Linked DNA regions of Homo sapiens: region 2 is linked to region 1. A link is a loop called in an ENCODE intact Hi-C map of the cell type or tissue named here. Cell type or tissue: PC-3. All regions are shown on one strand. Each heading gives the region's core, and the rest is flanking DNA. Links, peaks and the distances in the headings are about the cores only.

Region 1 (15,600 bases), core at 2,914-10,913:
GTCCTCCTGCCTGAGCCCAGGTCCCACAGAACCAGCAAAGCGCCTTCCTTCCCTTCACACCAAGGAGCAACGTTCTCCATGCGGTTGCAGGTGGGAAAAAGCAGACTACTGTCTGCCTCTTCTTCAAGAGGTCTAGACGGTGACAAACTAGTTAGAGAGACTGTAAAGGGCTACATTTGGGAAGGAAAGATTTTTCCACTCACAGTGGGTCCAAGAATGTGAGTGTCTTTCTCAACTGTGCTTAAATGATCTGGAAGGATGTGGGAGCTCTAACAGCAAGAGTCTGAGGTATAGTCCACCAGTGAATCGGAGGCATGAACCAGGAAGGTGCGAATGCTGTGGTTGGGGTTGAGAGAGGCCATTGGGGTATCCAAAAACCCCACCAAATATCTTATGTAAGAGAGTTCCCTTTAAACATCAGCCAGCCCCAGAACACAAGAAGTCAGCGGTGACAAAATCCATCCCCAGCAAACTGGAAGTTTTCCAGCTCCATATCTTCACCTCTCCTTCCTCCTGCCCACACTTTTCTGCCAGGCAGGGTCTAAAGCCACAGCTAGCTAGAGGGTATGAGGGAAGACGAAATAAAAGAACAAACAGAAGCCAACCACATCCCCCTCTCTAATGGCCGGGGACCCCACCAAATGCAGCACAGAGCTGGCGAGAAGGAGGAGAAATCTTATCTCAGAAGGAAGTTCGAAGTGTTGATTAATATCCTGAACTAAAATGAGAGTGTGTTTTCGACTCTGACACATGAACATAGGACAGAAAAGTCGTGGGGCCCTCTGAAGCTTCTACTCAATAATTTTGAGAGGCTGGGTGCGATGGCTCTTGCCTGTGATCCCAGCACTTTGGGAGGCCAAAGTGGGCAGGTCAAATGAGGTCAGGAATTTGAGACCAGCCTGGGCAACATGGTGAAACCACTTATCTACTAAAAATACAAAAATTAGCTGGGTATGGTGGTGAGTGCCTGTAATTCCTGGTACTCGGGAGGCTGAGGCACGAGAATCTCTTGAACCCAGGAGGTGGAGGTTGCAGTGAGCTGAGATCACACCACTGCACTCCAGCCCGGGCAATAAGTAAGACTCCGTCTCAAAAAAAGAATAAAAAAATTTTGAGGTTGTCTTTTGGAAATCAAAAGGAAAGCTACTTTTTGTTGCATTCTGTGCATCACACATTGATTAAAACACATTGCAAATATTTTTTTCCCAGTGTGCCATTTGGCTTTCTTTATGTTAAAATATGTTTATAGACTTTCTCAATCTTTTAGTTGTCAAATTCATTTATCATTTGAAATGCCTTCTTACCCTATATTATGATACATTCTACTTTTTAAAAAACTCACACCCCATATCTTAGTTTCCTACCATTGTTTTTTAGATACATCTGGAATTCATTTTGTGAATGTTGTAGTGTCAACCCTCTCAGCGGGGGAGAGCTGCCTCGCCCAAGTTCATGCTCCCTTCTGGGGACCAGCCCACATCCAATGACTGATCCTTGTGGGACTATAAATGCTGGCCCTCTGACCCCAGCACTGTACAGCTCTAAAGGGACACCCCAGCTTCACAGCTCCCTTTAGGGTTGGCCCAGGCCTCAACTGAGCCTAAACTGCAGCTCGACATTTCCTGGGGCCCACTGCTGATTCCTTTACATTCCCCAGGTGTCGATCTAAAGAGCAACTCCCCAAAAAACTTCCTGCCAACACATCCCTGTCTCATAAACTGCTTCCCGAAGAACCTGATCTGTAACAAATTTGAAGCAGTTAATCGAATTTATTTTTCTTCCAAATGCAGAATTCACAATCTTAATATACTTTACTGAAGAATTCATCCTTTGGTTTCTGATTTAAAATGCCATCTTTATCACCTATTGAATTTCCCACTGAAAAGAGGTCGGCTTTTGGCCTATTTAGTCTATCTGACTCTTCCATATTTTCTAAAATTATTGCCACACTGTTTTAATGACTGCAGATTTAGAATAAGTTCTGATAGCAGACCAGGAAAGTAATGCCTTATTATTTTTGTTTTGTATAAAAAGTACATTAGCTATTTTTATCTTTATTTTTTCTCCTCCAGATGAGATTTAAATATAGTTTCTCAAGATTTTATAACAATTTCCAAAGTGAATTTTATTTGTAATTGCATTGAATTTATAGCATAATGTGTGGAGAATTGAAATATTTATAATATGGAATTTTCTTATCTAAGATTTTTGCATGGTTCTCTATATACTCATTACCTTTTCTTCCCTTTTGTAGAGTTTCATAATTTTCTTCTTATGTCTTATACTTATTTCTTGATAGATTTATTTCTAGATATTTTGTAACATTTATTACTGGTATCGAATGCTATCTGAGATTTGTAGGTTAGTCTTACATCTGACCATCTTGATAAATTCTCTTACTAGTTCTAACAATATTTTGGTTGATATGGTTAGATTTTCTGGGCAGGTGATATCATCAGTAAATAATGTCAGTCTTTTCATTTCACTTCTAATCAATTTACCTAATTTCTTTCTTGTCATATTATTTTGGTTATGATCACCAACGCAGTGACCATGATAGCAACTATCCTTGCCTTAAGACTTTAATGGGAATTCCTCTGATCTATCACCAATAAGTGTGATTTTTTTTTCCTGAATGCTCCTGGTAGATATCAAATATTTACTTAAGGCTAGACTTAAGGGTGAGTCATCCACAGGAGGCAGAAAAATAATAATAAAGTGAGGTGAACCCAGAAGTCACAGGAAGGAAGACATGGGTCCGATCACCCTCCACAGGTAGCTTCCAGCAAAAATAACCACTCCAGGAAACAGATGACAACTTTAACTAACAATCTAAAGTTGGTAAGTCAATAAATAAAGAGACATACAAAGATTTAATTACAAAATAAAGTTCTTTTGAAAACAAAAACAGATCATTTTCAAATTTTATAATTCAGGAGAAATATTGAAAACAAGAGCAGGCCGGGTGCAGTGGCTCACACCTAGCACTTTGGGAGGCCGAGGCGGGAAGATCACGAGGTCAGGAGATGGAGACCATGTGGGCCAACATGGTGAAACCCTGTCTCTACTAAAAATACAAAAATTAGCTGGGCGTGGTGGCACACGCCTGTAGTGCCAGCTATGCGGGAGGCTGAGGCAGAAGAATTGCTTGAACCTGTGAGCCAAGATTGCCTCACCGCACTCCAGCCTGGGCGACACAGCCAGACTCCAGCAGACCAGATATAACAGGCAAGAAGACCCTGTGTTTTTAAATTTCTCTAAACACAAACACATTACAAGGATTTGGCCATCAAGAGGTGAACCAAAAGCAATTTGGAGTGAAACTCCAGAAACTCTAATATGCTGTAAGTAGGAACAGATGAGGGGGAGGCAGTAATTAAATAATAGAAAAAAACCACCCTAAGTGGAGGCAAGATAGTTTCTTCGTGGTTAAAGGATGAAATGAGCTCCTGACAGAGCTGAATAAATGAAATCTGGAATTCCCTGGTAAACTTCCTGAACTTGAAGAATAAATTTGTACAAAATTTAAGAAAGGAGGAAAACATTTCTTTAAGAAAAAGGGAAATTTTAATACTGACACTGTAGTTCCAAGACAAAAATAAAAAGAACACAAGTTTTACAATATTAATAGCACATGAGAGAGAGTTTAAGATTGAAAGCCTTAACAGGATAAAGAAATATCACATAAGATGAAAGGCACAATTGTCTGGTGCCTCCAGTCCTATTGATGGACAGGTGTGTTGCCCCTTCAGTAGACCAAAAAGTGATGGAAGCAGATCTCAGTCAATTAGAATTTTATTTTGCCAAGGTTGAGGGCAGGCCTGGGAAAAAGAAATTCAAGTCACAGTAGAACCTGTGACTTGTGTTTTTCCCCAAAAAATCTTGGGGAGCTTGTGCTTTTTCCAGGAAAAAAAGCTTGAGGGCTTGGGGATTTCAATATTTAAAGGGGAAAGAGCAAGCAGGAGAGAGAGAAAAAGAAAAAAGAAAAAAAAAATAGAAGGGTGGATAGGCAAGGAAGCAAGTGGTTACATTCTTGTGAAGTTCTGATTAGCACTCAGTGAATCTACATTTTACATGGGAAAAGAAGGGAATAGAAGAAAAAGTCAGTTATGCACTCATCGTGTGCTCAGTAAATCTACCTTTTACATAAAGTAAGCCTGTGAAATTATAGCCATCACTTTGTGAATGAAAGGAAGGAGGTTTTTGCATGACTCAGTTCCCAAGCTTAACTTTCTCTTCAGCATAGTGAGTTTGGAGTCCTGAGATTCTATTTTCCTTTTACTCTCTTTGGGGCTGTTATGAACATCCCTGTATATGTCTCCTGGGGCATATGGGCAAGGGTGTCTCTAGGGTGTATACCTAGGTCTGGGATTGCTGGGTTGCAGGCTGTCCTCATGGTCAGCATTAAAAGGTAATGCCAAAAAGCTTTACAAAGTGATATGAAAAAATTCATTATATTCCATTTTTATATAAAATTATGTAAATTAATCTGCATACATAATAGGATAGTGAGATTTCAGGCAACTTCTACTTTCTTTTGTATAATTTTATGTATCTTCTAAATTGTTTTAGAAAGCAAGCATTATGTAGTCTGAAAAAAGTTCAGTAAAGGTAGGTTCATTAAAAGAAAAAATGTGACTCTTCAAAAATCAGTAGTTACAGTAATTTATATGCTAAATAAGAAAAGCAAGCTCAACATCTCATTAAACAAAATAAAACTGAGCCATCTACTGTAGTCCATTATCTGAGAAATGTTACAGATAAACAGAAGCTACCAAAATAGATAAGAAATCATAATCCTTTAATCTGCATCCCAGCTAATTTAATTTTCCTGACAAAACTTCTTCCCAATTAAACTGTGGCTAATTTTTGAAAAAGTCATGCTGGTGAATGAGAAAGAAATGTCCAAATGGTTTAGTTTGACCCCGAGAAGCAAGAAGTTTTATAAAATATAATCTGTTCTTGCTAACTATGAACAATGTAATAGTCAGGATTCATTAAACATATCCAATTTCCTTTCACGATTATATAGGATACTAATGTTTTCAGTTTCAGGATCAAAGTGTCTTCTCTTTTTAAGAGTTCTTGAACTGTATTTTTCCAGTCAGTTTAAGTAATAATGTTTGTAAAAATATGTTTTTGTTGTAGAATCAAGGTAAATATTTAGCCAAAATTGGTGACGTGTTTGTTAAGTCTCCCTTTGTGTTTTTTCTGTCCTATCATTAAGAAGCTCTTTTATTTGCAGAATAAATATAAATGTTTACTACGTATTGGTTTAATTCTTATTGTCTTAGATCAGAAATTCACCAAGATTTCAATAGAGAGGATTAGAAGAGCACTTCAGATGAAGAGAGGGGTTTATCAGTTAGGAGACACAAATTGCACCGGTTCTGTTGACGGTGAGGAATTCAATGTAAAGAAGTGTAACGCAGCAGTGAATAAATAAAGGGCAAAAGAAGGTATCACTGAATTGGAGCTGCAGGAAACAAGGACCATCCCATGGGCTAGGAGAACATAGGCAAGGTATCGGACTGATTAAAATGAGAACTGTAGAGAAGGGACCCTGTGAGCTGAAACTCAGACCTCTATAGAGGGATGTTAATTCATCTTGGAGAAGGATCCCCGTGGGGCTGGGACCCCGACCTCTGAGGAGGACAGTTAGTAGCGGATGTTGGTGTCTCTGAGCTCAGAGGAGGATCCTCACGGCGTGAGAAGTTGGCTACATATTAAAGTAAATTCTAAAACGTAATACTAGGTCAGAAATAGACTGCTCGCTGGAAATGAGAAGACAATAATAGGAAATATATAGCTATTAACTAAATATATTCTACACATCCTCACATAATTAAATGGGCCTCTTTTGTTACATGGTGATTAAGTGATTTTGAGTGGCTTCTCCATGTTACACAGGAAGTCACATGCTCCAAGCAGATATGGAATTTACTCTGTGTCTTATTTAGTAAGCACATGATCCATTTCAGCATCATCTGATTTTAGACACTTGAAGAATTATAGTTTCTTCACTCCCCTTTGTGTTTGATCACTATGACAAGGAAACTTTTAAAGCAAGTGTGGGAAAATATGATTAAGGAGATGAAACAAAGACACAATTTAGTGACTCTGTGATTGTATTTGATACCCTGTTACAAGTGGCAAATTCAGTATCACTTAATTGCCATTTAAAAGAAATAGCATATTACTAGAATGATAATCAGCTTAAGAAGAATGGAGAGACAACAGCCAACTGAATACATTCATTCATAGGACAAATATTTATTGAGTTCTTGTTGTTTTTCAGACTCTGTCCTAGGTGGGTAAACAAAAAATTGATTCTGCAAGTTGGAAAGTCAGCCAAGTTCTGGACTTAGCCTTTATTTACAAGACAATAAGCAAAGGTATATATGTTGCTGTTTAACACTTGCCCTCTGCATTACTTTAAATTTATATATAATGCATATAGTATATATAATTTATACATATAAACCTATATTATTATTATTACCTATATTATATTATTATTAATATAATATTAATATTATATTAATATTTTGGGGGGACAGGATCTCACACTGTCACCTAGGCTGGAGTGCAGTGGTGTAATCGTGGCGCACTACTGCCTCGACCTCTTGGGCTCAGGCGATCCTCCTGTCTCAGCCCCCCAAGTAGCTGGGAACACAGGTGTTCACCACCAGGCTCCAGCTAATTTTTAAATTTTTCTGTAGAGACGGTCTTACTCTGTTGCTCAGGCTGGTCTCGAACTCCTGAGCTCAAGCGATCCTCCTGCCTTGCCTTCCTAAAGTGCTGGTATTACAAGCGTAAGTCACCGCGCCCAGCAATACCATTTTAAATATAGATATTATGCTTATGTGAAGTATTAAAAATTGCAAAAAAAAAAAAAAGAAAAGATTTCTGTCCTCTAGGAATTCATAGTAACTTGCAGTTATCTGAGTCATAATTATATTTGTATAATAAAGAATACTTTAGAATAAATAAATCGGTGCATGAATAACGGAATACTGAGAAGATTCCACTGCATGTAAGATTTGACTGCGTAGTTATAATCTCTATCGCCATCTAGCGGCAACAATATTAAAATCAGCTAGAACCAATCAGCAGGAAGCGATTCAGAACTCACCTGTCCGGGAGGATTCAATCTTACCTCAGGAACCACATGCCATAGAATGTGATTTTCTCTCTTTGTTTTTGGTCAGTATGCAGTAGAATGAGTGATGTGGGCAGTTTATATATTAATTATAAGCTTTCTTATTTAGACTTTAAAAGAAGGGTGTGAAAGCGAATATAAAACATGTTTATGCATTATTTCACTTAGAAACCTACATTATCTTCACTTTAGAAACAATTTTCATTTTCCTCTTAGCACATCAAAGGTATATGTTGCTTCAGAAACAATATTTATAATATCTTCTTTTAGATAAAAATGTGAAAATTATCTGTGATTAATTTTATTTAAACAATTTGAAGATATATGACATCTTTTCTGAGCTTTTTTTTCCTGGTTTCAGTAGCAATTAGAAGAGTGATAATCAGATTTAATAAGAATACCCTGAAAAAATAAAATAAGAATAAAATTTTGCTTTTAAAGTTATTTTGGCATAATATCAAAAAGGCACACCAGTTAAACTTTGAAAGACATATGAACCTTAACTCATTCTTGTAGGAAAGGCCATGTGATTAAGTGAATACGTTTCTATAACATCGTTTTCTAATTTATCTTAAATTTATAAGCATGTGTGTTGATCATTATAATTGAATTTATTGTTTTTTGGTCTGGCTAAGTGACTCAAAATTATTTTTAAATAAATGTGCTGAGTATAAAACAGGAGGTATATGGGATATACAATTATTTTTGCCTTGACCTTAATGTTCATTCATCACAGAGGCATCACATAGATTAAATAAAACAAGTTGCATATCTGCACAAAGGAAAAAATGCAGAAATGTTAGGTTTGGGTTTACAGGGTGCAGAGTTAAAATAATCATATATCTCAATTCTTGGGACACGATCTTTATTTTATACAAAGCCCCTCTATTTTGTTACACTCTCCCCTCCCCCACTGTTTCACTCTCAATTTCATTCGGTTTCTTATTTATTTTCATCTAAGCTCTTCTTAGGTTCTTCCCCTTACTGTTTCTACTTCCAATTATTTGTGACTAGTGTGTCCATAGTATTCCCACTTTTTTGTTTCCATTTTTTCTGGTGATAGAAAACCAGGTTGCCTCCTCCTCTTGGTACCACAAGTAATGTTTACATAAAGCACCTTTACATATGACCCTCATGCAGGAATTTTCCTGGTTTATATTCTCAGGGATTTTCATATCTGTAAACTATAGGGATTTTACAGATATGATTTCACAAAGTAATGATTTCTCTTCAGTATACGATACTGTCCAGACTTCTACCCTGAGTGCAGAAGGGCTTCCCATTTCCCCACAGCCTTATCAATATTTGATATATATGCCTGTGGGGGATTGTCTTTGCTGAAGTCTTTACTGTTACATCTCAATATTCTGATTTCCAGTGTGGTAAAGTGTATCTTCATATAATTGTTAGTCATTTTTGTTTCTACTGTGAATTCCTTATTCATATATTTTGCCCATTTTTCTATTGGGTACCTATTCTTTTCTTTATATCTTTGGATATTATTGATATTAATATCTTAACATTTTTGAAAGAACATTTAACTTCTCCCAAAAATTGTCTATGATGTCCTACATTGAACAGGAACTCACAATTTTGTGGTAGGCAAATTTTACTTGTCCCTTTTTTTTTTCAGTACTTCTTTAAAAACCATTACCTACTCACACTCAGTTGATCATATAGTGTAAGGAAGAAATCTGACTTTGTTTATCCAGTTTAATAACATTACATCTTCCAGTACAAAAGCCATCATTTCCCCACTGATTGGAAGTGCAACCAAGTCTGTTCCAGGACTTTTGTTTTTATTTTTATGCCCTGTAGCATGTCTTTGTTTCTGGTGGGACTGGATTTCATCTAGAGCCCACAATTCCTACCCTGAGGAGAACTTGTCTAACACAGAGCTTCTGTGGAAACAGCAGGGACATGGTTAGAGGGGCAGAGCCACCTCAGGAGTCACCATTCCCTGGCGACTGGGGGGATCAACACCAGCTTGAGCCCAGAGTTAGAACTTAAGATCACTACCTTCAGGGAAGGGACCAAAACCAGAACGGGTAATGGCTAACCAAGGCTTGGCATTGTAATTGATAAGGAGGACAGGGCTTATAAAGTCTTCTGATCATTTTTCTTCCTTTATCTCATTTAAAAAAAAAATCTAGCCAAAGTAGGTTTTGTCTCAGAGAAGGGAGCCGTCCACAAATTTAACAAATTCTAAAATCAAGAGACCCTGAGCAACCCAAGATTGGAATCTTGGATATTTCCTCAAATTTTCATAAATGTTATCATAGTACAAATGAATATTAATTATAACATTATAAAAGGCTCAAATGTTATATTAACTCAGATTTAAATTACTCCTTGCTGTAAAAACATCAATGTACTTCTCTTTTCTGGTTAATTTTCTTTTTTCATTTACTGTGCTTTAATGATATTTAAATTTTTTGTAAAAATTATTTCTCTCTGCTCTCACTTGTTCCTCTTCCCAGATTAAACTGTTTCTTGCACATTTGCACTGTCCTTCTGTAGGTTCTCTTCATATTTTCCTCCCCAAATCTACCACTTCTCTTTCAAAATTATTATTATTATTATTATTTGAGACAGGGTCTCATTCTGTCGCCTAGGCTGGACTGCAGTGGCGCGATCTTGGCTCACTGCATCCTCCGCCTCCTGGGTTCAAGCGATCCCGCTCAGTCTCCCGAGCAACTAGGACTACAAGCGAGCACCACCACACCGGCTAACTTTTGTATTTTTTGGTAGAGATGGGGTTTCACCATGTTGGCCAGGTTGGTCTTGAACGCCTGACCTCAGGTGATCCACCCGCCTCGGCCTCCCAAAGTGCTCGGATTACAGGCATGCGCCACCACACCCAGCCTCAAAATTGTCATTTTTTTTTAGGATAATTACTTGGCTTTTGTAAATCCTAGTTCTTTTTTATTTACTGCATGAAAACCCTTTCAATATGCATTTTTAAATTAAAAAAAAGAGAAGATTTAGTTTTAAAAATACAAGATGAGCCTGGAACCTCTGAAGGTGCCAGAAAGCAAGAGATGCTCAGAAAAGGGTGTGGGCATGTCACATAGACACAGGCACAACTCGAAAAGGCACCCAACAGCCAAACTAGCACAATCTGTACAACTAAACAAATAATGATAGAAGAGAAGTAAGAAATATCCATGCACTCATGCTGAGAGAGTAATTATTGGAAGATATAAATAAATGGAGGGTGGGCGTGTGGAAAGCTCTACTTAGAGAAGAATTCTAATTAATGAATGTAGAAGGAATGAAGGAAATGGACAATCTTTCTAGGCAAGTACCAGAAAAATAATGGTTGTAGGCAAGATCCGCTGATAAAATACTAAACTTTGTAGGCAAAAGTTTGAGAAGCTAGATATATGCATAGTCTCAAAGTGTCTTCTCCAAGATATTAATAAAATATAAATAGAAAAATATTACCATTACAGTGTAGAAGCTGGCAGGTACCACCTTCACTAAGGGAACGAGGATAACATTCACTGATAATATGATACATTTTCTTCATGAACCACCTCATAGGCTGCACTGAGAAAGGTACAGCATCACATCTGTGGTATTCTTGCCAAAAATGCAGAACCTCAACCTAATCCTGAGAAAAAAAATCACATCAACCCAAATGGAGGAACCATCTACCTGCCAAGACCATAAAAACAAGGATAGACTGAGGAAATGTTACATATTGGAGGAGACCAAGTGGACATGACAACTAAATGCAATGTAGGACCTCGAATTAGATTTGGGAACAGAAAAACAAACACTACTGGAAAAACTGGTGAACTTCAAATAAGGTAACTTTGTTAATAATATTGTATCAATATTAATATCCTTGTGTTGATGATTACAAGATGTTAACATCAGAGGAAACTGATGAGGGGCCACGTGGGAACTATACATGTATTATTTTTACATTTCTGTAAGTCTAAACTTATTCAAAAATAAAACTTATGTATATATCTATGCATGTATATTTATTAAACATGTTTTCTCTTGTTTAGTTACCTTCTATTTATTATTTTACTTACCAGTACAGAAAAGGTTGCTCAGTTTTCACACGCCTTATGCTGAACTCCACATTTGTACTTTAAAAACAGCAGCAGCAACAACAAAATAAAAGATTTCCTAAATACCTTATATATTACCTGTAAATGTGTAGCATGTTTTCTTGCTCACATCAGAGAACTGAACGTTTGGCGTTTTTATGGTCACCTTAATGTTCTATCAGTTTTTATTTTTGTGGTCGCCTTAATGTTCTATCAGTTTTTCAGAAACTGTTTTATAAAATGATGAAAAATGTTACTGATCTCTCCCTAAGTGGGGCAAACTCCACCCTTTTCCCCACCTTGAGTGACCAATTCTATGACACTGGTATTGTGACTGTGTGTGGCCTGTTGGGAGAGTGCTGAAGCTGAGAATGAAACTGTAGATGCAGAGAGGACAGACGCCTCCAGTGGTGAGAAAATCTTGACCTGATCACCCTACATAATAGCTCCATTGGATTGCTCCAATTGCACCCTGTGCTGATAGGTGTTCTGGTATCAACTGCTGCACTTTGAACAACTTTCTTGCTCTCCAGTAATTAAACATCTCTCATTCAGCATCTCTGAAGGTCAATAGTCCGATTACATAACAATTGGAGCATTGCTCTTGAATACTATTTATCTCTGTTATAAATGAGACAAGATGTAAATGTCTACAGAGGTATTTCAGCAGGAGGCAATTTGGACCTCCAGGAAATATTTCTCAATATTTGCAGATGGTTTTGATTGTCAGGACTGGGAAGGTGGAACTGGCATCTAGTGGGTAGAGGCCAAGGATGCTAGTAAACATCTTACAATGCGCAGAACAACCCACCACACAAAGAACTATCTGGTCCAAAATGTTATTATTGCTGAGGCTGAAGATCCCTCAATACACTAATGGCGCAGTTTGTTCAGGTACTAGTTAAGGAACTATGTCAGAGACATTTAGTCCTTAGAGAAACCTGCTAGTATCACACACATAGAGTCTTCACACTACTAAGCTTCCTTTTAAGATGGTTTTGCTAAAGATACAAGCTGTTCCACTGACCCAGCCTAAGTTTATTATAACAATAATAATAATAAATAACATTTATATAGAGCTTTAAACTATACTAAGGTCATGTGTTACCTCATTTGAACCTTGGCTTGGGATGCTATCACAGTGAGGTCATTCCAGGGTAAAGCCCATTAATCTTTTCTGTTGATATGTATCTAGGGGTCTTAGCAACAATCCCCACTCACACAGAAGGCACAAGGGCACGTAAGTTGATTCTCTAAACCGGCCTTCAAAAGCCTATTGTCCCCTGGAGTTAATAGACAAATAATGACCGTGGATTATGTATCTAATTAAGTTTTTGGCAATAAACAAAAGAAAACCAAATTAGATTGTTGCTATGAAGTGGCACAACAATGTTGACCCTAATTTTTCCATTTTGAGAAAAGTCAAGAAAAGAATTATGACTACTGTAAGAAGGGAGCTGTTTTCTATCTGATTTTTTTTTTTTTTTTTTTTGTATAATGTAACCAAACTTATTAGACTGGGAGAGGAGGTTAACTTTTCCTAAAATCATCTCGATTTTTAATTATCATTCTAGTTTTTTCAGCTAACGCTAAATGCTAATGATTTTCAAATGGATTTCCATAATCATGTTACCAATAGCCTGTAACAATCTCAAATTCAATGTCATCAAAACCCAATGAATGTCTCCCACTTCTTCCTATACTCCTTTTTCTCTTTTCCTTTGAGTTCTATCTTGATAGTGCAGTCCAACAGTGCATGAAACCTTAGAACGCTCAACAATTCTTTTTTTTATTTTTGAGACAGAGTATCCCTCTGTTACTCAGGCTGGAGTGCAGTGGCATGATCTTGGCTCACTGCAGCCTCCACCTCCCAGGTTCAAGCGATTCTCTTGCCTCAGCCTCATGAGTAGCTAGGATTAAAGGTGCCCGCCACTATGCTTGGCTAATTTTTGTACTTTTAGTAGAGATGGGTTTTCACCACGTTGGTCAGGCTGGTCTCAAACTCCTGAGTTCAAGCGATCTGCCCTGCTTGCCCTCCCAAAGTGCTGGGATTACAGGTATGAGCCACCAGGCCTGGCCAACAATTCTTTCCTTTTACTGTCTTCCTAAAATTGATCAAAATTGATCTGAAAAATCTATTTTTGTTTTTAGATTTTTATAATTACTTTTAAATTACGGTAAATATATATATAACACAAAATTTGCCATTTGAATAGCTTTTAAGTATACAATTTAGCACCATTAATTATATTGAAAATATGGTGCAAGTATTACTGATATCTAGTTGCTAAACTTATGTATCACCCCAAATAGGAACTGTATGCCGGTAAGTCTAAACTTATTTAAAAATAAAACTTGTGTATATATCTATGCGTGTATATTTCTTAAACATGTTTTCTCTTGTTTGGTTACCTGCTATTTATTATTTTACTTACCAATAAAGAAAAGGCTGCTCAGTTTTCACACACCTTAAGCTGAACTCCACATTTGTACTTTAAAAACAGCAGCAGCAGCAGCAACAAAATAAAAGACTTCCTAAATACCTTATATATTACCTGTAAATGTGTAGCATGTTTTCTTGCTCACATCAGAGAACTGAACATTTAGAGTTTTTATGGTCACCTTAATGTTCTATCAGTTTTTCAGAAACTGTTTTTTAAAATGATGAAAAACATTACTCATCCTCCCTAAGTGGGGCAAACTCCACCCTTTTACCCCCGGGAGTGACCAATTCTATGACATTGGTATTGTGGCTGTGGCCTGTTGGGAGAGTGCTGAGGCTGAGAATGAAACTGTAGATGCACAGAGGACAGACACCTCCAGTAACCTCTAATCTACCTTCTGTCTTTATGAATTTGCCTGCTGTAGCTATTTCATAAAGGTGAAATCATACAATGTTTGTCCTTTTGCGTCTTCTGGCTTGTTTTGCTTAGCATAATGCTTTTTCATCCATGTTGTACCATGTATCGATTCTTTCATTTTATGCTAGAATAATAGTCCTTTATATACATTCGTATTACAATAACTAAAATACTAAAACAAAATAAAATCCCGACAATTCCAATTGCCGATGAGGATGTGGAACAACTGAAATTTTCATCCATTGCTCATGGGAATACAAAATGGTACTTCCTACTGGCAGTTTTCTATAAAGTTAAACATGCCTTTATTATTGGACAGAGAAATTCCATTCAAATCAAATGAAAACGTAAATTCACACCAAACCCTCTACTCAAATGTATGTAATAGCTTTATTCACAATTGCCAAAAACTAGAAATAAACTAAATGTTCCTTAACTAGAGAATAGATACACAAGCAATGGAGTATATTCGGCAAACTACCGATACGCACAGCAACATGGATGAATCGCAAATGCGTTATGTTATATGAAACATGCCAAACTTAAAAGTCTACATATTATGATTCCATTTATATGACATTCTGTTAAACAAAACTATACCAACCAGTAACAGGTCATAGTTGCCAGGAGTGAAAGATGGAAGTGGATTTGACGACATGATATTAATTAAAACTGAGAAACTTCTACAGGACAAATTGGCACATTTCTTCAAAACATAAACGATATAGAATTGTGGGGTATGGAAAGAGGATCTGTTATTGCTAAAATTTATAGACACATCAACCAAAAACAATGTGTCAACCTTATAACCTGATCATATCAACAGTTAGAAGACATGTTTAAGAAACCGGGGTGATCTGAATATCAGACAGCATTAAGCAATTCGGATTGAACCATCAGAACCAATGACCAGATGGTATCCTCAAAAAAGGTCTCAGGTGGACTAACTACTTTAGGCTTCTGAATATTCTTAACAAATCCTGGTTGAAAATATAAAAAGCAGGCTTAGAAAAATTTTTGATGAAGCTAAGCTAGGAAGAATATCTGTACAAGCACAAAGCCAAGCTTTAACATGATATTGAGGGGCTAAAGTGCTGGATTCAGGCAAAAAATCTACATAAGAGAAAAAAGTATAATCTTATATACCTAATGGAAAGAGCTGAATAATTTGTTTAACTTTCCCAAACCTGAGTGTCTTCTATTATGTAATAGATGGACCTGACTAGGCTTAAGTCTCTTGTAGGTAATGAGATTACTTGATCTCCTAAAGCTAAGTGACTGTGTAGTCAAATTGGCCGCCAAAATGTGGAAGTTATACCAGTGAAAAAGTGAAGCAAAAAGGGGCAGAGGTGGCGGTCATGGGAGCTGAATGGACAGGAGCCACGTAAGCAGCATTTAGTGGAGGCAAAAGAGTCAATTGTGGTTGAAGAGATGGTCGTGGCTCAGCAGGCTGAGATGGAACTACAGGTAGAGGAGGTAGAAAAAGGAGGGAAAGGGAAGGCAATAGAGA
Region 2 (15,600 bases), core at 3,178-11,177, 110 kb after region 1:
TAAAGCCTCATGAAGCATGGGATAAGGCAATTTTCAAAAAGATCTGATAATATAAATATACATTAGTTATGAAAGACACTTCTCTTGGGGGTGTAGAAAATAAACTGGACTAATTGCAAATCTAGCAAAGAAATACTCAAAGGGATTAACTTACTTGAAGAAAAATGGCAATGGCCTTCCAGAAGCTCAAGAATCCCTTTGTCCAATCTCTCGTACATTAGGGAATTGTCCTTATATAATTGACATTAAACAAAAGTCTTTTGGAAAAATGTGTTGGTAAAGTATATTGAGAAGATGAGGGTGGGTAATATTAATGAAATACAGTTTATCATTGAACAATATGGGGGTTAGAGGTACCGACCCACCGTGTAAAACTTTCGACTCCCCCAAAACTTAACAACTAGTAGCCTACTGTTGACTGGAAGCCTTACCAATAACAAAATCAACTTACACATATTTTATATGTTACATGTGTTATATACTGTATTCTTACAATAAAGCAAGCTAGAAAAAAGAAAATGTTATTAAGAAAATCATAAGGAAGGGAAAATATATTTACTATTCATAAAGTGTAAGTGGTACATCAAAACTCTTCATCCTTGTCATCTTCACATTGTGTAGAATAAGGAGCAGGAGGAAGAGGAGAAGTTGGTTTTGCTGTCTCAGGGGTGGAAGAATCTAAAGAAAATCTACATATAAGTGGACCCTTTTTTTTGTTCAAAGGTCAACTGTGCCTACTATATGCCAGGTGTTTAAGCGATGATATATCCTTTGTCCTCACAGTCACTCCTCAGGGTAGGGATGAATATTTCTCTTTGTCTTGGTTTGAGTTTCACCAAAAGGAGACTGAGAGGCAAGCATTCAAATGCAAGGAGTTTATTTGGGAGGTGAAGGGAGCACCAATGAGGAGTAGGGAAGTCTGATTAGAAGGGAAGGCAGCCAGGCCGGGCACGGTGGCTCATGCCTGTAATCCCAGCACTTTGGGAGGCTGAGTTGGGCGGATCACGAGGTCAAGAGATCAAGACCATCCTGGCCAACATGGTGAAACCCCATCTCTACTAAAAACACAAAAATCAGCTGGGTGTGGTGGCATGAGCCTGTAATCCCAGCTACTCGGGAGGCTGAGGCAGGAGAATTGCTTGAACCTGGGAGGCGGAGGTTGCAGTGAGCCGAGATTGCGCCACTTCACTCCAGTCTGGTGACGGCGTGAGACTCCATCTCAAAACAAAAAACAAACAAAAAAGGAACATAGCCAACACAGCATAGATTATCAACCAGCTCACACTGTGGATAACTGAAACCTGCAATGTAGAACATAATCCTAGGAGTAATCCCACCAGAAGAATGAACTTTCTTGGGCTTGTGATTGAGGGCTGTTCCACAGGGTATGGAACTATACTATTTGGCATGCTATGTTTATGAAAAAAGCAGGCTCCAAGTTCAAGAGCAAGTTCTCCTACAGGTGTAGGTGGTTGGAATGTAGATAGTGAACAACTGGCAAGCAGCTTTAAGTGGCGGCTCCTAGATTGAAACTCAGGTCTAACTGTAGTTAAAATCATTGCTTTCTCAAGCATATCCTACTAATGTGAATCTTCCCCAGGTGTTCCATGATTGAGTGAAATTATAGACTGAGACCACAGGTCTTTTGGAATAGCACTTCCCTATACCCTCTCCAGGGCAAGATAAGACTCTAAGAATTAGTGGTAGGCCATGTGCAGTGGCTCACACCTGCAATCCCAGCACTCTGGGAGGCCGAGGTGGTTGGATCACTTGAGGTCAGGAGTTTGAGACCAGCCTGGCCAATATAGTGAAACCCCATCTTTACTAAATAAAAATACAAAAATTAGCCAGGCGTGGTGGACATGCCTGTAGTCCCAGTTACTTGGGAGGCTGAGGCAGAATAATCTCTTGAACCTGGGAGGTAGAGGCTGCAATGAGCCGAGATCACACCACTGCACTCCAGCCTGGGAGACAGAGAAAGACTCCATCTCAAAAAGAAAAAAAAAAAGAATTAATGGTAAACCTAAATGCCCATTAAGAGACAAATGGATAAGGGAAATGTATAGATATACACACAATGAAATATTATTCAGCCTTATAAGAGAAGGGAATCCTGTCATTTGCAGTAGAACCCAGAGAACATTATGCTAAGTGAAATAAGCCAGGCACAAAAGGGAAATTATTGCATTATTTCACTTATAGGTGGGATTTTGTTTTAAAAAAGACTTCAAATGCACAGAGCTAGAGAATGAAACAGTGAATACCACTAGTGGGAAGCAGGGAAGAGGAAAAGGGGTGATATAGGTCAAAGGATACAAAATAGTAGACACGTAGGATACATAAATCTACAACAGGGTCCCTAACCTTTTCGGCACCAGGGACAAGTTTTGTGGAATACAATTTTTCCATGGGCAGTGGGGGTAGGTGGATGGTTTTGGAATGAAACTGTTCCACCTCAGATCATCAGGCATTAGATTCTCATAAGGAGTGGCGCAACCTAGATCCCTCGCATGTGCAGTTCACAATAGGAGGCGGAGCTCAGTCTGTAAAGCTTGCTCACCGGCTGCTCACCTCCTGCTGTGCAGCTTGGTTCCTAACAGGCCACGGACCAGTACCAGTCCATGCTGGGGAGTTTGGGACCCCTGGTCTAGAGAGCAAACGTGCAAAATGAGGACTAAAGTTAATAAAATTGTATCATATTAGGAATTTTTGTTAAATAAGTTGATTTTAGCTGTTCTTGTCATACACACAAAAAAGTAATTACGGGTGAGATGATACATATATTATATTGGCCTCCCTACTGTAACCATTTTTCTGTGTATATGTATCTCATAATATCATGTTGTAAACCTCAAATATACAGAATGAATAAAACAATTAGCTGTCAATTTGGCCTTAATGTTCCATGTTAAAGCCAAATGTCTATGTTTGTAATCAGCTAAATTTTATATTGTGCAGAAGCCCTGAATTTCACGGATGCCCCATATTTCATGGATGCCCCGTTCAGTTCATAAGCTCTTGTTTACATGATTTGTGCATGATCCAAATGTGGAAAGAAAATGAGTGGGCAGCCTATTCTGGGTATCAAGCAAAGAGCACAGGCACAGACCATGTGCAATAAGCAGCCTTAGGCAAAACTGAACCAAGAGTGGTTTCATACAGGTATTCCTCTAAGTCTTTAATTTTTTACTTATTCCTTTCCCCTTTTTAATGTGATAGACACCTAATCACCTTCTGCTGCCTTCCCAACCTCAACTTTGGTGTTCTTTGGCAGATAGTGACTTCGGTGTTCTTTGGCAGATAGCCTACAAATGAAATTTCAAAGGCTAAGCATATAATGTTTGCTCACTTGATGTAAGCAACAGAGAACTAAATCTGAACTTTGGCAAAAGTCTATTAATAATTGACAAATAACAGAACAGTGAGGATGTAGAAAGCAATACATTAAAAAAAAAAAAACAACGAACTCCATCTGGGATAGCAATAACCTGTGAAAATGCTCCCCCGGCTAATTTGTATCAATGATTATGAACAACATGCTAAATCAGTACTTCCAAAGTCTATATATGACTATTACAGGTCTGGGGCAAATGATGAAGAAACTTTGGCTGATAATATTGCAGCATTTTCCAGGTAAGAAAATTTATTTTTTAAAATCATGTTTTAAAATTACACAAAGACCGTACCAAAATAAGATCTCCTAGTTTTACGTTGGTGGTGTGTAATTATTTGTTCAGATTTGTGCTTAGTAGAGAGGGAAAAGTTCTTGGGGCTGTAAGAAATCTTGGGCCTTTAAATTGTTAAAAAATATTCCAAGCCTGTGAATCTTGAGGAACTGACTGCAAAAGCCAAACCTATGTTACTTCACTTGGAAATATGACAACAATTAATTTAACTACATGTAAAAATAGCGATAAATTCGGATGACTTTTCTTTTTCTTAGTATGACAGTAAATGCTTATGTTCATGGTGTAGGAAACAGCATTAAATGCCAGATAACCATCTTATCCGGATGAACCAGACTGGATTGTTGGCTCAAATGTTTTCTTCCTGCTGGCTTTTCGTGTTATCATTCATTTTGATTACTGTTGTCTAAACTTTCACTTTAGATTTCAATTTGTCTATGCAGCATTAATCTTTCAACTTTGCTGTTTCATCTCTCCTTCAAAGCACTTCATCTCTCTTCCCAAATTAGTTTTCCTTTGACTTTCATATTTCAAAGCACAAGATGGTGGGTGACATGGTTTATGTTTTCTGTTTGTAATAAAAACAAGAAATAAAATCATTTCAAAGGGTTTTTTTTTATAGCAGTTACAAAAATGGTTTATTTGCTGGAGCAAGAGAGGAGTGCCTTCACTACACTACACTCAGTCTCATCCATCTAACATTATGGCTGTTAGTAAAGGCAATCGGTATTGTGGGTACTCATTGATGGTGATAAAGACAAAAAGGCAGAAAATATGCAGGGGGAGAGAATTAGCCTTCCTCCCTGATTTCTTCTTTAGTCTACAACAAAATCACTCAAAATCAGTTTTCCATATTTAAATTAGGAGAAATAAAATTATCCTGGCCAAGGTGGTCTCTGGTAGGCAGCACTGATTCACCCACAAATCCATGTAGAAGACTGAAAATGGCAATGGGGTGAAGGATACGGCCTCTCCCCAACCCTTTCAAGCCTTGACTTTGTCTCAGGTTTTGCCTGGAACCCAAATGAGCTCAACAAATGCCAGGGAAGTCATGGGAAGGGAAGTTGACTGAGAGTAGAGGGGCTTAAAATTCTGCATCATTATTTACTATTTTGGACTCATTTAAAAGTTTCTGCTCTTGGAAGATGCCCCTTCTTGGGCCGATATTAACTTTGTCCACCAAAATTTGCCTATGAGTGGTCTCTTGAAAACACTTTAACCCAAATAGGTTATTACAACCAAGGAAATTTCAGACCCTTGACAGATTTATAGAGTTAGTGTCTCAGCATTGCTAGACCTCCAATGCTCAAGTGATTATTTATTTCATTTGTATACAGCTTTCCTTACTTCTTAATTCCCTTTGTCGCATGCTAGCTAATTAACTAGAGCTAATTAGGAGTCTCCATGAGCTACACTGTGTACTACATGCTGAGGACAAAGCAGTGAGCCAGACAAAGTTCCTGTCCCTAGGAACTTACATTCCCCTGGATGCATATCAGCCTCCATAATGCTGTTGGGTTGAATTGATGCAAAATGGGCCCAAAATAGTTGGCCAAGTGGAGGTCTCAGAGAGGATGCAAAGGGGCGCCCCAAAGCAGATGGATCACCTATGCAACCCTTTAAAATGTAGAAACTTTGGGAGACATAGAAGGCTTGGTGACTTCTAAGTTATGAACTGGAAAAGTGCCTCATGCCTTATGTGAATTACATGGTATTCAAGTGAGTATTCCCATCCTATGTGTGTACCGAGTAACTTAGGGATAGGACACAGATAATGAAAATGAATTTGCAGTGTCACCTTTTCCATGAACCTTGATCATTCTCTTTTGTTCAGCTTTAAATTAAAAAAAAAAATCAATCAACTTTCTTTGGAGGACAGCTGATGCTATTTTATTATCAACTAGTTGAGTTTTTATTGCAATACATTTTGCAATGTGTCCTCTTTTGCTGTATGACTCGCTAGGTGAACCTTGATTCCTCACACTGCATCATGTAGCTGGTCACGTGAAACTAAGAATAGAAATTCTGCCAGGGTTGTGGAGACTTTGGGTTGATGGCATGAAGGAAATCAACCTGAAATTTCACATTCTGATTCTAATGAAAAGTGCAAAACAATCAAACCTCAGATAACCCATTGTGATACAAAGCCAGAGTATTTCAAACACATTTATGAAATTTATACACCTCCCCATCTCGCAAGTACAACAAAAGGTCATTCACCGTGACAGCTTTTATTTCTCTGTACTCAGCTCTGATAATCACATTTTGGAGTTCTGGGGACATGGACCACTCATGTGACCCAGCAGTTGCTTGGAGATATTTTTGGGTAAGACTTCAGACTAATATTACTGTGGCAGTAGAAAAAAATGTTTAAAAGGACAAGTAAATGGAACCACCCAGAACAAAATTTCTTACGGTGGTTATAACAAAACAGGGTAAATGTCAACTTGCTACATTTTGCATGGCTGGAATTGATTGGGATTAATTCAACGAAGAACAGTAATTTGTTTCTCTTACACATTTATTCAAAGTAGCCTTCTCAACTATGGTCTTCACGTTGTTGTAGCTTTTTTTTCTGAAATTATCAATGATGGAAGATGATTAAACAATTTCGACACTTAGAAGCCCTCATGATTTCAGAAAAGGAAACTCTTTTCTGCTGCGTTACCTATTGAGACTGAAGATGGCATCATTTTCTTTTAAATAACAGATGGGTAAAAGTGATGTCATTCTTTCACTTTAATATTTGAGAAGTGATATGAAGTTACCAGTGACATTGTGTTCTCATAGGCATAAATGTCACAAAATAATTTATCTAGTATCCACAATAGGTGAATAAGGTGTTTTTGCTTTATATATTTTAACTGTTTAGAGTAAAAAATTAATGTGGAGAAAATTGGAATGCAGTATTATAGGATTACACAACTTACAAAACATGAATCCACTATGTCCAGTTAGTGTGATTCAGAAACAGCATGCAGTTATAAAGCTGGGTGAGGCATGGGTGTCTTCCTTCAACAGGGCAGCTACTTTGTGAGGAGTGTATATATCATTTGATTTTTTTATAAGTTAAATTTGAGGCCCCTGTTAGATGTGAGGGTGGGCCAAAATTCCTGTGAACAGATTCTCCCCGTTACCCCGCTTCCTTTACTCTGGCATCTCATTTTCTATCCTTTGAAAACGGTTTATTATTCAATTGGTTCAACTGTTTGCCAGTTGAACCAATTCTTTTTCCAAAGTGGAGGCCCAGGAAAGCACAGTCCGAGAATATAGTGAGGTGCTATTTTATGTATGATTGTGGGAAATTTACTTAAATTTGGAGTGGGGTTGGGCAAGGCTTGGAAAGCTAGTGAGCTATCTGACATAGTTGTTACTACTATTTGAAAAATATCAAAACATGGAGGACTCTTTAGATAACATGCCTGTTCCCATTCCATTGATTTTATCTAATTTTACGTAGCAATTACGTTTTGTGCATTGGTTGACAAGCCTCTGTATTATCCTCAGAACAGAAAATACTGTTTAAGGGAAATTAAGAGCCCGCAGTTACTAAAGTGACTGCGCCACCAAGTGGACAAGTGTAAAGCCACTGTCTGGAGATGGAAGGATTCAGCTTTGCTTTATAAATGGGAATTTGACCTTTAAAAATGTCCCTTTTGGCACGCACGCGCGCGCGCGCGCGCGAACACACACACACACACACACACACACACACACACACACACACACGGCTGCTGCCCTGCAGATTTGCTTGTTCTTGTCATAAAGCTTTCATTGTTTCTCTAGCTCTAAGTAAATATTAATGCCTTCCAAGGCTGGCATGCCAATGGCTGCTATTAAGATCGTTTTCTCTCATTCTAATAACACACTTAGAGATGATTGGTAATAAAAACTCTCTTCAAGGCTTCTGCTTCTCCCCCTTCAAAATGGAGATCAAAGAATCATGCTGTGAGGGTCCGTCAAGAAGAAAAGACTTTCAGCAACAGAGCATGTGGTGTGGCATAAAATAATGACAATTATAATGTTCAAAGGAATAGCATAGAAATCACACAGTAAAACTTCTTTATTATGCTTTTCAGGGACTGGATGTTTTTACTTTATTATGTGAGGAAGGGTTAGATTACAGACCCTTAGCTATTCCACAAAGCAATAGAAGGCAGAATTTCTTCTTCCGCTACAGGAAGCACGCTTCGATTAAGGGCTTTTTCTTTTTCTTCTTTTTTTTTCTTTAAGTTACTGCATTACTATATCATACTTCACTATATTTACTAAAAAGTCATGCTGTTTCTGGAAGTAGAGTTACATCTAGGAAATACTAGGTGAATGCTGGTTAGATATGCATGTGTGCCTAAACAACACGTTTATTATACTCATGCATACTAGAAATAGGGCTGTATTTTCTTCAATTTTAATCAGTACTAATGAGAATAATAAATCAAAACAAATAGGAGAGATATATTTTGCCAGGAGGAAAGAGAACTAGTTCTTCTGTAAATTTTACTGGTGAATTTTTGGTTGCTGGTTTATTGGTAATTTTCATTCCAACACAGAAGAATCACAGAAACATTCATTTAAAATAATTTTCCGGAGTCAAAAACTTTTTAACACCCAAATTTCAGTTTTTGTCAAATAACATTTTTGAGAAAAGTGTTAAATTAAACTAATAAAAAACCTTCCCTCATCATTAGACTTTAATGAATATGGCATATAACTAAATAATTTTGAAGAAACCAAATTATAATTTTAAAAGTAATTGCCTGAAGCTGCTGTTTATCACATAAAAAGAAGACAAACTAGACATAGCATATCTTCTTAAACTCTAATCTAAACTCTATGCATTTGTATACCATCTTGATTTTCAAGATTGGGGAAGTGAAACGAAAACTATGTTCACACAAGAACCTGTACGTGAATGTTTGTAGTGGCTTTATTTAGAATTTCCCCCCAAACTGTAAGTATTCAAAATGTCTTTTAGCTTGGGAATGACTGGACAAATGATAGTACCCCTGTATGATGGAATATTATTCATCAACCAAAAGGAACAAACTATTGACACGTACAACAACATGAGAAAATCTCTAATGCGTTATGTTAAGTGAAAGAAGCCAAACTCAAAAGGCTACATACTGAATGATTTTGTTTACATGATATTCTTGCAAAGCAAAATTATCAGGACAAAGAAAAAATGCATCAGTGGTTGTCAGGGGATTGAACTGGGGAGAGTTTCTCTGCAAAAGAAAATGGGGACTTTTTTGGGAATGATTGAACTTTTTCTAGATCTTGATTGTCATGGCAGTTACACCACTGTATGCATTTGTCAAAATTCACAAAACTGCAGACTAAAATGAGTGAATACTATTATGTATTAGTTATACTTTAATAAATAATTGCTTGGGAAATTCATTATCCTCTAATTGTTAACTTTCTAACCAAACAAACAGTAAAATTGCCTCTTTTCCATTAGCTTTATGAAGTCATTTGCTTGTTTGGAAAAAATCCAATTATATTTTTTCTTTTAACTAAAATGTAATGTCAAAGTTTTGGTTATGATTCTGAAACTCTAAAGCCTTTTATTTTATTTTATTTTTTAATTCTAGATGGAAGCTGTATCCAAGGATGCTCCGGAATGTTGCTGAAACAGATCTGTCGACTTCTGTTTTAGGACAGAGGGTCAGCATGCCAATATGTGTGGGGGCTACGGCCATGCAGCGCATGGCTCATGTGGACGGCGAGCTTGCCACTGTGAGAGGTAGGAGGAAGATTGTCACCACAGGGACAGAAGGAGGCTAACGTTTATCGACCTCCTTCTCTGAATGCACCAAGCAAATATGTTCCTTGATGTTTTTACACTCAGAAACATTAAGCTCATGGACTCTATCATCAAAATACTTGTTCTTGCATGTCCTGCTCCTCTTCTTTCCAGCTGTGTGACTGGGCAAGATATCCTCTCTCTGCATTGGTTTCCTTGGCTGTAAAATAGGGACAAAAATTGTACCTGCCTCATTGGGTTATGGTGAGAATTGAATGAGTTCAGGTATACAAAGTTCATGGCAGAGAGTAGGGGCTCAGTAACTGTTGGTTATATTATGGGTATTAATAGTACTGTCTCAGGAAATGGATCTCTGACAGGTAGACTTGCCCAAAGTCACAGCTAGGTAGTTACAGAATTGGAATTCAGCCCTGTGGCTACCTTATCTCAAAACCCTCCTGCTTCCCCCAAACCAAAGTGGTTCTCACAGCCAAATTGCAAATGGAGCAACGTGGTTGGTTGTGTTTTCTTCCGTGGTTTTGGGTCATGATTCTTTTTTATGGATGAGTTATATTCCCAATAGAGCAGTTCCAGCTGTCTTAGGAGGGAGTGATGAGAAAATCAAATATGATGTAAAGAAATCTCTTATTAGGGCTAATTTATTAACTTTCCAGTTCTCTAGCAACTGTGAACATTTGAAAGGCTGTGCAGAGTAAAAAATCTCCCCAAATTGTGCTCCAGAAACTAATATAAAAGTTGGAAATGAATTATTTTGATGCTAAGCAGAGCAGAAAAAGAACACGACTATATAATATTTTAAAACATTTTAGTTTTAAGAATTAAGGATCTTGTGAATTCACTTCCCTTCTTGAAATGTCTGACATAAAATTCTGTCAGGGATATCAGAATGGCACAATGAGGTTTTGCTGGACAGACTTAGCAGCTTCCTTAATTCTAGGACCACATACAAATAAGTGGCTTTGGGGCCTCAGCCTTTTGTCTATGGTAATCCTGAAACATAAGTAGAGAGAAGAAAAAAAAAGGGAAATACTAAATGGGTAAATATCTATACAAAATCAAGATAATAAAGGCCCTTTCAGGCTTGAAACTATAGGCAACAACCTTAGAACAAAAGAAAACAAATGAACATCAAAAAACTAAAACTTTAGTGCTCTTAAATCTCAATGAAAATAAAAAGTAAATGGTAAACTGAAAGAAATGGAAAAAAAATATGAGACTGTGAAGGGTTAATGTCCTTTCCACGTAAAAAGCCCTTATATTTGAAGAAGAAAATAATATATTGCTCAAAGGGAAAAAGAGAAATAAGTGAACAAAAGATATAAATAGGAAATTTACAAATGGAGACATAAAAGTGACCAATAAACATATGAAAAATATTCAATTTCATTAATAAGCAAAGACATGGAAATTATGACCATCTATTTTATTTTCCGTATATCGAATTTTTATTTTAAGATCAGGCAGTATGATTAGGTTAGGGAGAAAATGTGCATTTCAAACAGTGTTGAGAAAAGTATAAAGTGGAATAATCTTCCTAGAAAATAATCTGGCACTGTATATCAAAGCTCTAAAAATGTAAATTCCATGTGATGTTAAAAATTCTCTTCTAGGAATTCCAAGGAAATAATTATGATTTTTGAGGAAAAAAATCATTTCTGCAAGGATTTTCATGCTTCTTATTTTTAGCAGGAAAATAATTTGAAAAAAATACCCAAACATCTTATAATTGGAGATAGTTTGCAAAAAATATGATGCATAAAAATGACATCAAATTTAAAAATTATACTATAGGAAGAGTGCAATAATGTAGAATGATATTTTAATTTAAAATTGTGAGAAATCAGTTGCAAACAATAGTCAGGTCCTAAAATACATTTAGTTTCAAAGATCACAATTTACAAATGTTTATTTATAAGTGATGAGATTACTCCTGACTTTATACTCTTCTGATTTTTGGCTCAACCTTATAAACTCTTCTTTGAATTATTTTGTAAGGAGGAAATGATAACAATTAGATTTAAAAGAGTAGAGATAAAGGGACAAGGGACCATGAAGAGAATGGAAATAAAGAAAGGAAGCAGAGAAAGCAAAAAGCAGAGCTCACTTGGTAAGGCACCCTGGAGCCAGCAAATTATTTTTACCACATGTATTAGTTCCTTCTCACACTGATTTAAAGATACTCTTCGAGACTGGGTAATTTATTAAGGAAAGAGGTTTAACTGACTCACAGTTCTACATGGCTGGGGAGGCCTCAGGAAACTTACAATCATGGTGGAAGGCAAAGGGGAAGGAACGACCTTCTTCCCATGGTGGCAGGAGAGAGAAGTGCAAGCAGGGAAATGCCAGATACTTATAAAACCATCTGATCTCATGAGAACTCACCCACTATCATGAGAACAGCATGGGGGAAACCACCCCCATGATCCAATCACCTCCCACTAGGTCTTTCCCTCAACACCTGGGATTATAATTCAAGATGAGATTTGGATGGAGAAACAAAGCCTAACCATACCAACACATATTGCTTTATTTGATATTTGACAGGTGTTTCTGTCCCTGTTTTGTGGGCAAGTAGCTAAAGTTCCAGAGAAAACAGTTTTTCATAGCTCGTCAATGACAGACTTATTCTCCAAGTCACATTTGATGGTTCCAAGACCAGTCTTTATTCTTGGTGGAGTTGGGCTGAGAAGAAAGAGGAGAAGAAAGAAGAAAAGAAAGCTTCCTTAGAAACTATGATTTGACAGTGTAAGTAGGACTATTTCCTCCAGAAGTAACCATAAGAAGATATTAAATGCCTATTACAGTCTTATCCCCTTAGATTTATTTAACACTTATAAAGCAATTATCATGTTCCAGACACTATTTTAAGTATATTACGAGTATTATAGCATTGAAGGCTCAGAGCGGCCCAAATAAATCGATCATATTATTAAACCTATTTTACACAGGAGAAACTGAGGTACACGCCAGGTGAATAACCTTGCCTAGGGATGCACAATTCATAAGTGATAGAGATGGGATTCAGACAGAGGTATTCTGTCTCCAGAATCTGGGCTCCTCACCACTTTGCAAGAGCTTTAATTTCAGAAACTCCTATGAAGTGTCATGAGGAGAAGCCCATTATGATCCCCTAGAAGTAATTATAGTTTTAGGAGCATGCAAAGCAGACCCCTCAGGAAGATAAGTTACACAATAGACATTTGGATAAGGTGGATCCAGCAGAACAAAGAGAGGGTGGTGACATCGAGATTGCAGAGGAATTGGAGAAGGCAATGGAAGTGTACACATGTTGCCCTCAAAAACATAGGGTCCTCCATTGGGTTCCTATCAGGGCAGCAACATCAGAGTTTCTATTCTGTATTTATACTAGAAACCTCTCTCCAGGGTTTCTAAGTTTTCACCTATGTTTTAAAGACTATCTATAGGTTATTAGTCTATTTAATATTTAGGTGTATCCAGAAAGCTGATGGTCATCAGCTCATAGCAGGTGTTCTTTGGCTGGTGTGTTTATGTTGTGGGACAGTGGGTTACTTGCAAGGAAAGGATGAATGGCTGGAGTAGATGGTGCTTGTGCTCTGCATGTATTCCCTTCTTACTTCCCATTTCCATCAGACCTACCACTTTTTGCCTGACATTATCTGTTGCAACATGAGCCCATGGATAGGTGTGTTTGAAGTAGGGGAATGGGAGAGAGGGTTCCCTAGCTAATGATGTACAGCAGTAGGTGGATAAATACCTCAGCTCTCTTTGCTCAGGTAACTGAAGCATTTTCTAATATGGTCACCCAGTGTTCCTTGGAAGGATTGAGTCCCAGTTGCCCCCTGAGGTTGCCTGCCCATGAACACACCCTCTTTTATTGGCTTCCTTCCCATTCTTTTCTCACTTCCCCATTCCTTCAATTCATTGAGATTGTTTCCAAATAAGATGACTTGCTCTCACATCTCTGTGTCATTTTTGGCTTCTTGAAGTATGCAAACCAGGATAATAGCTAACTGAAGGCTATAGATAGCCACAGGCAAATTTAAGTAACAGTGTAAGAATATTCATACTTGGCAGAGATTTATTTATAAAAACTCAGAAAATTCACATGGAATTATGAAGTTATTATTGTATTTATTCCATCATTCCCAGAAAGAATATGGAAATCCTCTCAAGCAAGCCAGTCCTTGGGAATATTGGGAAATCTATGCAATTTGTTGTGGAGTATTTTTTTTTTTGTTACCCTCCTAAATATCTGGCCGCTAAGCATTCCTGTCTCCAGGGACTTAGACCCTAGCAAGGAAGAGAAGTTGGGGCCAGGTTCAGAAAACGGGTTAGTTATCAATCTCCCTGGAGAAGTGTCCCCCTCAGCAGGGTCAGTGAGAGTAAGTGAAACCCATTGGTGCCCACAGGCAATGGTCTGGCCTGAGTAATTAGAATGGGCCTCCAGAAAGTTCTGGGAATTGCTATGGTGCCATAGTCTCATTTTCCCCGTTGACTCTCCAGATTTATTCAGAGTCCAACTTCAAGGGCCTTTCTGCCCTTCCTCTCACAACTGTGGAATAATAATAATCCACCTTATTAACTGGGACCGAGAACTGAGCTCGACTCTTATTTTTTTGAGACAGAGTCTTGCTCTGTCACCAGACTGGAGTGCAGTGGCACTATCTCAGCTCACTGCAACCTCTGCCTCCCAGGTTCAAGCGATTCCCCTGCCTCAGCCTCCTGGGTAGCTAGGACTATAGGCACGCACCGCGACGGCTGGCTAATTTTTTGTATTTTAGTATAGACAGGGTTTCACCATGTTGGCCAGGATGGTCTTGATCTCCTGACCTCATGATCTGCCTGCCTTGGCCTCCCAAAGTGCTGGGATTACATGCGTGAGCCACCGCGCCCTGTCTGAACTCTACTTTTTTACACTGCTGCATGTTTGTAGAGTGACCAATGAAGCTATACTTTTTTCATTTTCAAAATGATGATGAATACAAGGTTATCAAATAAAACACAGAGGGCCCATTATGTTTGAATTTCAGATAAACAACAAATCATAGGTGTCCTGTATGTTTGCTCAATCTGGCAACCCTGGATGAATAAGAGCTCTCACCTGAGGATTTCTTGTGAGGATTCATGAAATAAATGCTAGAAATGCTTACACACTATCTTTATTTGCCCCTCAGAGCCCAAAGTCTCTGAAATCTTTATCTTTCACACACAAAAACTCACTTTCAGAAAAGTATATTCCATTTACATCTAGTGGAAATAAAAATTGTTCTTTTTCTTTGTGAAAAATATTTTTATTTTAAGCTTTATGCAGAAACCTCAGGGAAAAAAAGGTACTTTTAGGAGCCAGGCTTGTAATGTAAATGTCCAAAAAAGATGAAATTGAAACAAACAAACAAACAAACAAACAAACAAACAAACAAAAAACAGTGCAAGCTCCTGTGTGGAGACTGCAGTGAGTCTGAGATTGCATGTTCCATCAGAAGGGGGCAGCCACATCTTAGCTCTTGATGACCCAAGGGAGCAGGGATGTGGGGTTGCCAAATCTTCCAAAATTTTAAGAAGCCAGAAATCTTGATTTCTATGTACAATCTCCTGGTTTTTAAATGTGGGCAAATAAATCAAAATTCCCTAAAACACTGTTTGGGGCAACAATGTGTGGGCCAAAGTAAATACTTTTGTGGGCTACAAGTGTCCCCTAGGCTGTACATCTGGGACATCTGATTTATGTGGAAATTTACCGAGAACTAGTTTTATTTCTGTGGCAGGTCATTTTCACTTTCTAGGATTATGTTTCTTCATTGATAAAGTGAGCTACTTGAGCAAGACCAGTGGATTGAATGCCACGTCCCAAGGAGGCTGGGGTTGTTTCCAGGGATCTTACAGAACTTAGGTGTGATACTGAGCATGAGCTACTTGTGTTGCATTTTGGTGTTCAAAAGAAAAGTTCTTTAAATAGTTCTGCTGGAAAGACAAAAAAAAAAAAAAGAAAAAACTTTCACAACAAAAATCTCCAAAAACAAAAACCCAGAAAACTGGCATAGAAGTGGATGATCTTTGCAATTTTTTTCAGTATATAAATAAATGATTTTGATCCCATTTAAAATTTTATCAAATGCAAAAAGAAACAATTCAAAGTATAGAGCTACCTTTTCTTACTCTACT

Evidence for each region. Peaks named below come from ENCODE experiments on the same cell type or tissue, not always from the same donor. Only the 100,000 strongest peaks of a DNase experiment are listed, where the experiment ranks them.
Region 2: it touches region 1 in a loop (4-fold over the local background); 5 of 110 quality-filtered maps call a loop at or near these places.

What each region holds. Positions count from the first base shown.
Region 1 is chr20:8,035,362-8,050,961 of GRCh38, reverse strand. No RefSeq gene overlaps it. Among named protein-coding and RNA genes, the nearest start is that of TMX4-AS1, 23 kb to the right of the region's middle. RefSeq lists a silencer at 6,966-7,260. In PC-3, for the core only: a CTCF peak has its summit at 7,080 (motif pointing left); a DNase peak (open chromatin) is centred at 7,081; H3K27me3 peaks cover 2,850 bases.
Region 2 is chr20:7,928,319-7,943,918 of GRCh38, reverse strand. HAO1 (hydroxyacid oxidase 1) reads left to right here and starts at 3,461. Exons shown (of 8, transcript NM_017545.3): 1 at 3,461-3,633; 2 at 9,284-9,435. The coding sequence starts at 3,497. RefSeq lists an enhancer at 8,495-8,544. In PC-3, for the core only: a CTCF peak has its summit at 7,253 (motif pointing left); a DNase peak (open chromatin) is centred at 7,278; H3K4me3 peaks cover 805 bases; H3K27me3 peaks cover 266 bases.